Linked DNA regions of Mus musculus: region 1 is linked to region 2. Evidence: chromatin contacts called from ENCODE Hi-C or POLR2A ChIA-PET data. All regions are on one chromosome and are shown on one strand. The core of a region is the stretch at or near the end of the contact, and the rest is flanking DNA. Distances in the headings are between cores, read along the strand shown.

Evidence for each region. A loop is a pair of places that touch in the nucleus more often than their neighbours do. ChIA-PET counts read pairs that join two places held with the same protein, here RNA polymerase II (POLR2A).
Region 1: a map of regulatory T cell shows a loop between it and region 2 (1.9-fold over the local background). The contact joins the enhancer-like site here to the promoter of Extl1 in region 2. A Hi-C loop is called at or near these places in 3 of 37 maps with a recorded cell type or tissue (mouse trophoblast stem cell and regulatory T cell). POLR2A ChIA-PET finds 5 or more read pairs at or near these places in 3 of 5 experiments (Patski and embryonic stem cell).

What each region holds. Positions count from the first base shown.
Region 1 is chr4:134,295,869-134,301,797 of GRCm38, reverse strand. No RefSeq gene overlaps it. Among named protein-coding and RNA genes, the nearest start is that of Pdik1l, 12 kb to the right of the region's middle. Within about 2 kb of position 2,187, at least 1 of the 3 ENCODE cell types and tissues checked has a DNase peak (open chromatin) inside an H3K27ac peak, as active enhancers do.
Region 2 is chr4:134,370,118-134,376,127 of GRCm38, reverse strand. It overlaps Extl1 (exostosin-like glycosyltransferase 1), which reads left to right and starts at 3,581. Exons shown (of 11, transcript NM_019578.2): 1 at 3,581-5,170. The coding sequence starts at 4,410.

The DNA of each region.
Region 1 (5,929 bases), core at 938-3,437, 73 kb after region 2:
TTCATGTGAGCTTCAGAGGAGCTCTGTAGCTGAGGATGACTTTAAACCTCTCATCTTCCCGCTTCCCCCTCCCTGGTGCCGGGATATCAGGCATTCCTTCCGCACCACACCCTGCTCAGCTGTGTGGTCTCAGCACGTTGCCTACTCTAAGTTTTGATTCCTTCACCTATAAACTTTACATTAGTTTAACGTAGAACTTAGAGATTTCTGAGGATGATATAACGTCACAGAAGACAAATGTGATGGTGCAGGCCTGTAATCTCAGCTCCTCCAGAGGCTGATGCAGGAGGCTCCCAAGTTCAAAGCCAGCCTGGATGGAATAGAGAAACCTTGTGGATAAAGGTGCTTGCCAACAAACCAGAAGACCCAAATTCCACCCCCAGAACCCACATGTTAAGGGGACAGAACTGACTCCTGCAAGTTGTCCTTTGATCTTCTCAGGACTGTGATGGTCCACATGTCAGCACGCCCTTCACACACACAATACTAACAAATGAATGAATGAATGAATGAATGAATGGAAAAAAGTGAAATGCTTTCTAGAGAGCTAGCTCATCTGCTCAGCATGCTCAGGGCCCGAGGTTTGACCTCTAGTATTACTGGGAAAAGTACTCTTAGAGTGGATTATCAGGGAGCAAGCCCATAATCTCAGCCCTTGAGAGGCTGAGGCAGCAGGATTATGAATTTGAGGTTATCCTAGCTACAATAAAGTCTTACTCTATCTCAGAAAAACAGTTCACAGCCAGCTATGATGGCACACATCTTTAATTCCCAATGCGGGGGACGGGGGGTGGGTTATGGGGAGGCTGTCTCTGTAATCTCTGTGAGTTTGAGGCCAGCCTGGTCTACACAGGGAGTTCCAGGCTAGCCAGGACTATAAAGAGACACTGTCTTTTATTTTAAAAAGAACAATACATAAACATACAAAGAGGCAATGTGAAAACTCTTAGCGTTTTGGTTTGTAGCCGGTCCCGGTAAATATTAAGGTTGGCTTCACCACCTGACTCGTGGCAGTGGGGCCAGCAGAGGCTTGCAATCCTCCAGACGGACCCAGGCTGACTTCCTGGAAGAAGCAATATTTCTGTCCTATTTTAATCCAAGTCTGAGTTCCCTGGTGTGTGATTGCTTCAGGTACCCCGGGGAATGCTGGGAGAGGGTGGGGCCATTGGGGTAGGGAAGAGTTGCCTGGGTGTGGGCATTGTGAGGGTCAGGTCAGGTCTAAGCCCGGGCCGGCATCCAGACCTCGTTCTCAGAGAGTGTCTCAACAGCTCACTTGGGCACCTTGGATGATAAACAGGTTGTCACCCTCCGCTCGCGCCCCACATGAACCTGGTACACCCTGGAGAAGGAGGAGAGGCAGGAGGCTCAACTATAAATACACCGTGACTCAGCTCATCCTCCTTGTGAGCGTGCTAGCTGTTCATGTTGAAAACCTCATTGCTGGGGGCAGGGAGGGGAGCAGCCTCTGGTCTGAATTTGGGGTGGGGCAGGCTACCCTCAAGTCTCAGGCTGCCCATTTTCTCAGTTGGGGCTGGGGATCAGGGGTTATACCCTTCTAATTTCATGACCAGTTGAGTGTGGGACCCTAAGAAGCCCAGTCCCTTCTCTGTTCTGCTTTTGCAGGGAATGGGGCTTGGTGACCCCTGACTTGTGTGCTAAGGAGGCTGTAAAGCCAAGTGGCCCGGTGACAGGATGCCTGGGTTTGTGGTGACAGGAAAAAAATGACCCCAGTCTCCATTTCATCTCTGGATGGTGTGGTTTAATGATTCTACTTTTCTGAATCTTGGTTTCTGAACTATATGATGAGGCTAAGGACAGACTTCCAGTTAGCTAAAGATAGACTGCCGTGAAAATAGCAGACCAGCACGTTTCAGCGTGGCTCACCAGGTGACAGGTGTGCCTCAGGCCTGAGTCCCTGATATAATCTGGAGCTGCTGCTCCACATTCCTCCACATGGGACTAGCAGGAACATCTGGCTTCTTCAGAAAGTTATTTAGGGGGCCAGGGGCACCCCAAATCTAAAGCAGCCTCCTGCCTCACAGATCGAAAGAGCCAAGCTGTGAAGAAAATAAGACAGTCCCCTAAGACTGGCAGGAAAGGGCATGCACTGCCGTTTATCAAATATCCACTGGGTGCCAGCTGCTGTCACAGACATCACCACCCCATTTGAGACTCCAGACACCAGTAAAGTTCTCTCCCCCGACACAGCCCGGTGACAGGAGCTGATTGTCAGCACTAGGCTATGGACTCAGGTCCCAGAACCTCCAAAGCCCTGTTATAGGCAACACAGCACCCAGCAACTCAGCCTAGGAAAGGGGGGAGGGGAGGGAGAAGGGGAAGGGAGAGGCGTGGAGGTGGGGGCGGGGAGCTCCACAGCCAAAAAGGGGAGTAAGAGATCGGGAGGTGGGTGCTGCCTGGAAGGGGCATGCACCTTTCAAGTGACTGCTCTTGTGGTCCGCAGGCAGGCAGGCAGGCAGGCAACCGGGAAAGTACAGCTAAACTCAGAAGAAGCGAGGCTGCGATGGGGAGAAGCCCTTTGCTCAAGACTGCAGCGTGACTCTGACCAGCCAACCCCTCAGCACCATCCCTCTTCTTTCCTATGACTAAGCGCTGTGCCAGGAAGCGTCATCCTATGTTGCTTGGTTCTCTGCCTAAAAAAGTTAGCGCCTAGCTGGGTGTGGTGGCGCACGCCTTTAATCCCAGCACTCGGGAGGCAGAGGCAGGCGGATCTCTGAGTTTGAGGCCAGCCTGGTCTACAAAGTGAGTTCCAGGACAGCCAGGGCTATACAAATAAACCCTGTCTTGAAAAACTAAAAAACCAAAAACCAAAAACCAAAAAAAAAAAAAAAAAAAAGTCAGCGCCTGTCAGGCTATGGTAGATCTTGAGGTTGAAGGCAGCCCGGTCTACATAGTGAGTCCTGGGACAGCAGGAGCTTCATAGAGAGACCCTGTCTCCAAACATCGAAAGTTGGCCTCTAGAGGAATGTGGCGGTTCTTGCCTGGAATCTCAGTCTTTCAGAGGCTGAGGCAAGAGGATCATGGTTAGCTGGGGTCAGTGCCTGAGCTATAGAGTAAGACCTTGTCACAGAACAAATAAATAGGGCTGGTGAGATGGCCCAGTAGGTAAAAGCATGGATGTCCAAAATTGATGACCTGAGTTCTGTCCATAAACTCATAGGGTGGAATGCAAAGTCTGACGGCCACAGCTGCCCTGACTTCTACGCATGCCCCTTTTGGGTGTGCATGCCTCCCACACCTGCCACAATAAATAAATAAATAAATAAATAAATAAATAAATAAATAAATAAATAAATAAATAAATTTGTTTTTATAATAATTGTAATAATAATTATTACAATTATTGTATAATAATCCTTTGGTTGAGCTGTCCCCTTTCCCAGGTTAAGCCTTCCTTAACCACTCCGTTTAAATATATCCCTTGATATAGAAGAAACTCAAGGTCATAGGATTGATGCTATAAAGGATTTGCTAATAGCTTTGATTAGAAGATGCTAAGCCGCACAAAGTAGAATTTAGCCCAGGGAGCCCTGCCCCAAATCACCCCAAAGATAGGTAGATAAGGAAAAATTATGATGTTCGATGCAAATGCTTGTTCCCCAGGATGGCCTCCCGCTTTCAGGTCCCTCTCCCAAAGATCAGGACTCTTAACAGGCCACTCATGGGGACAGTGCTAAGCCCTGGTCTGCCATAAAGCCAGAAAGGCCCCAGTTTTCTTCTTGAGAAAAAGTACACCTCTGCCAGGTAGGCAAGATGGCCTAGGTAGCAACTATTCAAAGAGAACAAAGCTGGTGTACTTAAGAAATGATTCTGGCAATCTTTGCTATGTAAATCTCCCATCTGCCTCAGCGGCCAGACTTGCAGTCTCCAGTCTCTGTTTAAATTGTTCCAAATGTAGCCTGGAGCCAGGACCTCAAAGAGATTTAAAGAGGACAACGTATATGAACTGCATCAGCCTAAGGTGTATAGAAGATGCTGAAGTCTTCTGCTCAGAGCCAGCTCTTACCTGGGCCTGAGCTCCAGTTGAATGTGCTGGGGTAGAAAGACTTTTTCTCACCTCTAATGTGCAGGCTGGTTTCCCACTAGGAAGGTAACTTAGTTAGGGTTTCTATTGCTGCGAGCGAAACACAATAACCAATGTGCAAGCTGAGGCGGAACGGGCTTGCTTGGCTCATACTTTCAGATCGAAGTCCATCACTGAAGGGATGAGGAACCCACGCAGGGCTGGAACCTGGAGTCAGGAGCCACAGCCGGGTGCTGCTTACTGGACTGCTTTCCCTGGCTTGCTCAGCCTGCCTTCTTATAGAACCCAGGACTACCAGTGCAGGTACGGTCCTACCCACAACAGGCTGGGCCCTTCCCTTTTGATCACTAATTAAGAAAATGCCCTAGAGATGGACCTCAAGGAGGTTCTATAACGTCCTTACTCCTGGAACTTGAAACACAATAGGTCATGGGCCCTGGAAGAAAACCTGCAATTCTTATTCAGCTTAAACGACACAGCCATAAAAGTGATTCTAAGCGACTGATTACCTACAGAGCAGTACATTGCTTAGCCCTCACCAGATAAACACAGAAACCCACAAACTGGTCATTACACAAAGAGTAAGAGGGGCTAGAGAGTGGCTGGACAGGTGGCATAGTGGTTAAGAGCACTGGCTACTACTCTTCAGTGATCCTTAGTTCAGTTCCCTGCAACCACATGGTGGCTCACAGCCATCTGTAATGGGATCCGATGACTCATATAAATTATATACATATATATATGTATGTATACACACACACACATAAAATAAGAGACATTGATGTTTCATATATATATGAGAGGTACCTATCACATTTCTCCCAGGGTCTCTATGTAAGAGACAGAGGTGGTGGGGACTTTAAGGAAGTTGTTTCCTTACAGATGGCTGCGAGTAAAACAAGTGAATGGTTTGCTGATCATTATGAAAGCTGGAGTTACAGATGGTTGTGCGCCATGGTGGGGAGCTGGGAATGGAACCATGGCTCTCTGAAAAAGCAGCCACTTACAACTGCTGAGTCTGAATCTTATGCCCTCTACTGGACTCCGTGGGCATTACACTCATGTGGTGTATGCACACAGCTATATACAATACACATCTAAAACTAATGGAAAAAAAAAAAGTTAAGTCAGGTGTAGAGGCACATCCCAAAACTCAGAGGCAGGTGGATCGCTGTGAGTTCAAGGCCAGTCTGTTCTACATAATAAGTTGCAAGGCAGCCAGAGCTATAATCCTATATAATAGAGAGACCCTGTCTTGAAATAAATAAATAAATAAATAAATAAATAAATAAATAAATAAATAAATAAATAAATAAAAAGACAGGAGGCTGGAGAGATGGGTTGGAGATTAAGATCCATTTTTGATCCATTTTAATCTTCCAGAGAGGACCAGAGTCCGGTTCCCAGCCTTCACACTAGATGACTTAAAAACAAAAACTCCTGTAACTACAGCTCCAGGAGCTGACGCCCTCTGCTGGCCTCTATGGGCTTCTACATGTACATACACATACACACATTAAAAAAAAAAGATTTATTTATCTATTATATGTAAGTACTGTAGCTGCCTTCAGACACCCCAGAAGAAGGCATCAGATCTCATTACGGATGGTTGTGAGCCACCATGTGGTTGCTGGGATTTGAACTTGGGACCTTCGGAAGATCAGTCAGTGCTCTTCCAGCCCCCACACATAATTGTATTTTAAGGTAAAATATACAGGCTTGTCTAAGGATATTCTCCTTAGTGAGTATACAGCTAGGCATGTATAAAGCCCTGCTTTAGTCCCCACTAGTTTAAAAACAAAACAAAATGAAATAAACAAACCAGTAAACTGCCACACACACACTCCTTCTATGGACTCCACCAGAGGATGACACAGCAGGGGGGCC
Region 2 (6,010 bases), core at 2,332-4,831:
GGCCTATACTGTCACCTGCAGTGCCTGTTCACATTTAGGATCCTTCCTCGCAGAAGGATATAGAAGTCTTTCTGAGGGTTGTAGGCCCAGGCTGAGAAAAAGCAAAGGAGGGGTTAGGAGTGGCGTGCTTCAGACCAAACTCTACAGAGGTGACCTAAGCTCCCATCCCCTGAGCCCCTGCTTCAGGCAGGAAGCAGTACTTGTCCCCAGGCTGGGAGGCAGAGCTACCAGCTACCGTAGCTGGGAGGCAAACACCGCCCTGCTTAAGGGGCCTCACCTCTGCCCCACTGAAGCCACCTGGCCTCCCTGTGTCCTCACCTTCCTGCCTGGCCACTCCCTGCTCCCCAGGATGACAGTGTCCATCCCATAAATCAGCACCCAGCTACAGGGCACGGGCCTCCTAGTGGCTTCTATGAGTGTGCCCGGGGAGCCCTTGGCACAGCCCGGCCAAGTCTGTTTTCAGGATGCTCTGAGGACACCTCTCTTCTCTGCCTCCACCCAAGCCTGCTGGCAAGCTTGGGAATTAGTTTAGACAAGCCCAGGCCCAGCTGGCCTGAGAGTCTCTCCTGCAGGGATGAAGGTGAAGAGGGTGTGTGTGTGTGTGTGTGTGTGTGTGTGTGTGTGTGTGTATGTGATGTGTATGCTGGGAGTGTGTGTGTGTGTGTGTGTGTGTGTGTGTGTGTATGTGATGTGTATGCTGGGAGTGTGTGTGTGTGTGTATGGTCTCTGTGTGTATGTGTGTGTGTGTGGTGTGTATATGTATGTATGTGATATGTGCTGTGTGTATATACATGTATGTATGTTGCAATGCAAAGGAAGCACGCTTCCAGCATGAACCAGCCATGAGCCCAGGGTTGGGGGTAGGGTGGCAATCAGACAGGATGTCCCTCTTGTGTGACGAATCTTTTCTTGAGGGGGCGCTACACAATCATCTAATCACCCCGGACAGGGACACTGGAGTCTGTGTGTTGCTGGGAAAACAGGTCACAGGTCCACTCTCCTGCCCCTGCCCCCTGTGTCCCTTGCTGCCCCTGTGCTTGGAGCAATTTTCCCCTAGAAGCTCCGAGGGGCGCTTGATAGCAAGGCTACCTCAGGCCCCTGACGCCACCTTTCTTACTCTTCCCTGACACTACGGAAGATTTTCATTTCTGTCTTATGTTTCCTTCTGGGAGAGAAGCCTCCATTTTCAGTGAAGATGCTATCACTACCTGCTCCCCTCGGGGCCTGCCTGGCCCATGGGATAACGCTCACTAAATAATTGTGGAATGAGGGAGAAGGTGACCACTTCTTACTTCCTCATAGGGAGGGTGATTTTTCTCAAAAACGTATTTGGAAGCTGGGAGGATGGCTCAGTTGGTAGGGTGTAACGTGCACGCACGAGGCCCCGGGTTAGGTGTGACACCACATAAACCCAGGCTTGGTGGTGCCTGCCTACAATCACAGCATTGAGGAGGTCAAGACAAGGGGAGCAGACATTCAAGAGATTTCTTGACTACATAGCTAGTTCAAGGCCAGCAAACCAAACAAAAATGTAGCCAGGAGGCAGCTCAGTAGGGGAGCAGTTACCCAGCTTGGGGAAGTAGGAAGGTTCCATCCCAGTGCAGGCAAACCCCAAACAATGTTGCTTCCTTTCCAGTCCTAAGGTCAAGGTCACCCTCAGAGGCCTTCTCGGCCCCTGGGTTCAGCAGCCCCACTGTGTGCTGTCAGGTTCCCCCATCCATAGGCTCTCTAACAACAGGGGTAGAGGAGAGGGCCCATCTCACTCTGCACATTGCCTGTTTAGTGGTTAAAGGTATGGATGGTAGGCTGGAAGAATGGCTCAGAGCTCTTTTTTTTTTTTATACAGTGAACCCAGGTTTGGTTCCTAGAACCCACATGGCAGCTCGCAATTATCTCTAACTTCAGTTCCAGTGAATCTGATGCCCTCTTCTGGCCCCCCTAGGCACAGGGCATGCATACTGTAATACTGTAGACAGGCATGCACAGGCACACACACACACACACACACACACACACACACACACACACACACACACACAGAGGCAAACACTCATACACACCAAATAAAAATAAATATGTTTTTAAAATGAATGGCCAGGTATGGTAACATATACCTTTAATCCTAGCACAGGGGACACAGAGACACGCAAGATCAAGGCTAGCCTGGTTTATATAGTGTGTTCTTGGCTACATAGAGAAACACTGCCTCAGAATAAAAGAGAAGATGTATAGATAGATGGCTTAGGACCTGGCTAAGCCATGGGAATACAGGCAAAGTTACTCAAGTTCCCTGAGCCTCAACTTTCTCTTCTGTAAAATGGGAATGATAGTAATATCTCCTTTATAGTCATTTCCAGCGTGCTCAGGACATAGTCACCTACACTATTACTCTTATTCAGCATGGCACTTCCAGTGCCTCCCTGGGAACCTGGTCCAAGTTAGGATGCGAAGGATCTCTTAGATGATTGAACATGGATGTGGCCAGAGCAAGCTTGAGCCCCTGAAGGAGGGTCCTGGCTCTGACTCAGGAGTCTCAGCCGCTTCCTAGAGGAAGGGAACCTTCTGCCAATTCCAAGCCTGGTGGGATGGCAACAGCGCATGCCCACACCTGTCTCCTGCGTGAGAAAGCCTGCGGTTTGCCTGAGCAGCTGTCTATCACGGAGCGACCTACCTCTTACTGCAAGAGGCCAGATTCTTCTTGATCCCATTTTGAGGATGTTCCTGGGCACCTCACTGTGCCCTGCCCTCAGGCTGCTCACCAAGGAGGAGAGGCCAGCGGAAGGATACTTCCTTGTTGAAGGACACCCCACCAAGTGCTCTTGTAGGACCTACAATAGCAACCCTCCAAGGGAATGATGTTAATCCATTTTAAAGATGCAGGTAGACACTGCCCAGCTCCATTCAGTGGCCGAGGGGACAAGAAGAGGCCCCATCAGGCCAGGCTCTGAGTTCAAATCTTCACCTGGACACATCAAAGCTGGGTCACCTTAAGAAAGGCAATCCCTGCTCTGCGCTTCATTTTTCTCAATAGTAAAAAAGACAAAAGAGCTGGTGATGTAATTCAGTGATAGAATACTTGTCTAGTGTGCACAAAGCCTTGGGTTCTACTCCCAGTACCACAACATCAATTCTAAAAATAGACAATGATAATCGTAATAAAAGGGGGGGGGAAAGGCAGATAAACATCTACTTTGGATCACTGGTAAAGACCTTGGAGAGAAGCAAACTGTCAATCCACAGCCACCAGTGAGGTATGGTGCCCTCCTGACCATTATTAATCTTCCAGAGCCAGGCGTGATGGCAGGTAGCTGGCATTCGAGCACTCCGAGGTGAAGACAGATTGATCAGGGACTCAAAGTCCTTGGTTGCAAGGTGGGTTTGAAACCAACCGGGGCTACAGGAACATCCCCACCCCCCTCGTCTCAAAAAAAAAAAAAAAGGAAAAAGAAACGAAACGGTACCCCAGCGAAAGAGGTTGCAAGGGGTTAAGTGGAAACCCTGCCTCCTAGCCAGGAGCCAATCAGAGCTGGCGGGGGTGTGGCCAGGCTGCTGCTGCTGCGAAAGAGAGCTGGACCGACTTGATACCTTCTGGAGTGGGACCTGGAGCTGCCGGCTGGACCTGTGGGGCAGGAACAGGAATTTGGAGCGTAGGTCTTGCCCTCTGCCCTGTGACAGCTCCTAGCCGGAGGGTGCAGAGCAGCTGCCTGGGTTAGGGGCCATAGCCGAGGGGAAGAAGACCACACTCCGAACCTTCTCATTCCCCAGGCGGCGGGCATGGGATGCACTCCGGCTCCAACTTCAGCTGGCTCTGGTGGCCCACATGGACACAAGGTCTATTTATAGTTCTGCCACAGAAGGCCAGCCACCAAACACAGGGGTAGCCAGGGTTTTTTTCAAGAGCTTTTGGGGCAGAGGGAAGAGTGGGAGAGGACAGTCCTGCCTCCTTCTACATCATCCTTGGCCACCCCCTCCCGATACCCACTCCCCATGAACCCAGACAGTTCTCCATAGATAGCCTGCCCTTGGGTCAAGGGTAAGATCAGGGGTGCAGTCCTGAGCGCAAATGGACACGATCTTGTGGTCTGGACAAGGGTTGCATCAGCCCGAGCAGTGGCCCAGGGCAGAGGTCCCGATGAGAGGGCAAAGGGTGGCAAGGTTGTGTGAAGGTAGAGAAAGCAGTCGGAGAGTGGGAATGCAAATTTAGAAAGCCAGAGCCTCCTTGGACTTCCCACGAGGGGTCAATCCCACAGGTGGCCAATGGTTAGTCGAACTTAGCTAGGGGACCTGCCTTCAATGGTGAGAGCGCTGGACCAGAAGGCTGATTTCCAGCTCCCTCCTGCCTGGGGTCGCCTCCTCCACTTGCTACAGAAATTCCTCACTTCCTTCTAGTCCTAGCTGTTGGTGGCCACATGCTGTGGAGAAGAAAGTCCTTCTGGCTGGCGTTGTCAGCCTTCTGGCTCCTCCTCGTCCTCCTAGGAGTCTTCCCCCTTCGCCTGGCAGTGTTGCCCGGTCCTCTTCCAGGGCGCTCCCAAGGCTGGCCCCGCTGGCTGGATGCTGCCTTCTTACAGAGTTTCTCCCAGTCTGAGACGAACCCAGAAGATGTCGCACAGCTCCCTCGGGTCTCTCGGGGAAGCAGCTGCACCTGGGGAGCCTGCTTTGACACCTCCAAGTGTAGGGGAAAGGTCCTCAAGATCTTTGTGCACTCCCCGGCTGGTCCGACCTCTGAGGCTCAGCGCAGGATCCTGGATTCCTTGGAAGGCTCCCGCTACTCTGCACTCAGCCCAGCAGACGCTTGCCTTCTCCTTTTTCTCCCCAGCCAGGATCGTAGAGGAGCCTGCGGGCCCCTGCCTCCGAACTGGAACGGAGGCCGGAACCATCTGGTGTTGAGTCTCTACCCAGCCCCTTGCACCAGGCTGGGACAGGCGATGGTAGCTGAGGCCAGCCCCTCCTCGGACATCTTCCGACCGGGCTTCGATTTAGCGCTCCCGTATCTCCCCGAAGCTCACCCATTGCGAGGTGGGGCTCCCGGCAAGCTGCAGCAGCACAGTCCCCAACCTGGGGCCACCTTACTGGCGGTAGCAGAGGAGAAAGGCAGGTGGCGTATCACAAGCACCCACGCCTCAGCCTGCCTCTGGGACAGGCACTGTGAGCAAGACCCTGGACCCCAGCAGTAAGTAAACCTACCCTTGGGGAGCCGCTGAGTGGGAGGGAACTCCTGAGTGGGAGGCGGCTGGGACAGGAGCAGATCCAGAGGATGGAGTGAAGGGTTAAGATTGTCATCCTGTCCGACAAACTCTCAGCCGCAGTAGGAGAGAGAGGGTTAAGACAGCAGAGCAGATCTCCACCAAGCTGGAGTGATAAGTCTCCGAGGGTGTGAAAGGCAGATTTTTGGAATTCTCCCTTGGGGATCTTAGAAACATAGCAGGCTGCCTCCCCCTCCCACCTCCTCCATGCCTGGTATGCTGGTCCCTCCTACTCTAACGTTTTATGTAACAGACATTTGTATACCATTCGCTCACTCGGGTGATAGCACTTCCATAAACAATGACGTGGTAGGGGGAAGTAGATCATAGTCATAAGGTGTGTTTACCTTACAAACATAGAGACATGAGTTCAAGCCCCCTCCCCCTCCGCTACCCCCACCCCATGAGACCTTCCGGTGTTGAGGAGGTAGAGACAGGAGGATCTAGAGCTCTAGCCAACCAGCTTAGGAGTTTCAAGATCAATGAGAGACCCTGAAGGTAGAGAGGTGGCTGAGTGGGCAAAGACACTTGCCACCAAGCCTGAGGGCTGGAGGGTTCTGTCGTCCCCCTGAGCCCACAAGTTTGAAAAAGAAGAGATTCCTGGAAATTGTCCTCTGACTTCTACACATGGTCCAAGGCACATGGGTACCCCACCCACTCACAGGACTGAACAAGACACCCACCCTCAAACTCTGGCCTATACACACACACACACACACACACACACACACACACAAGCTATTATGTATAGTAAAATAATTCTAACT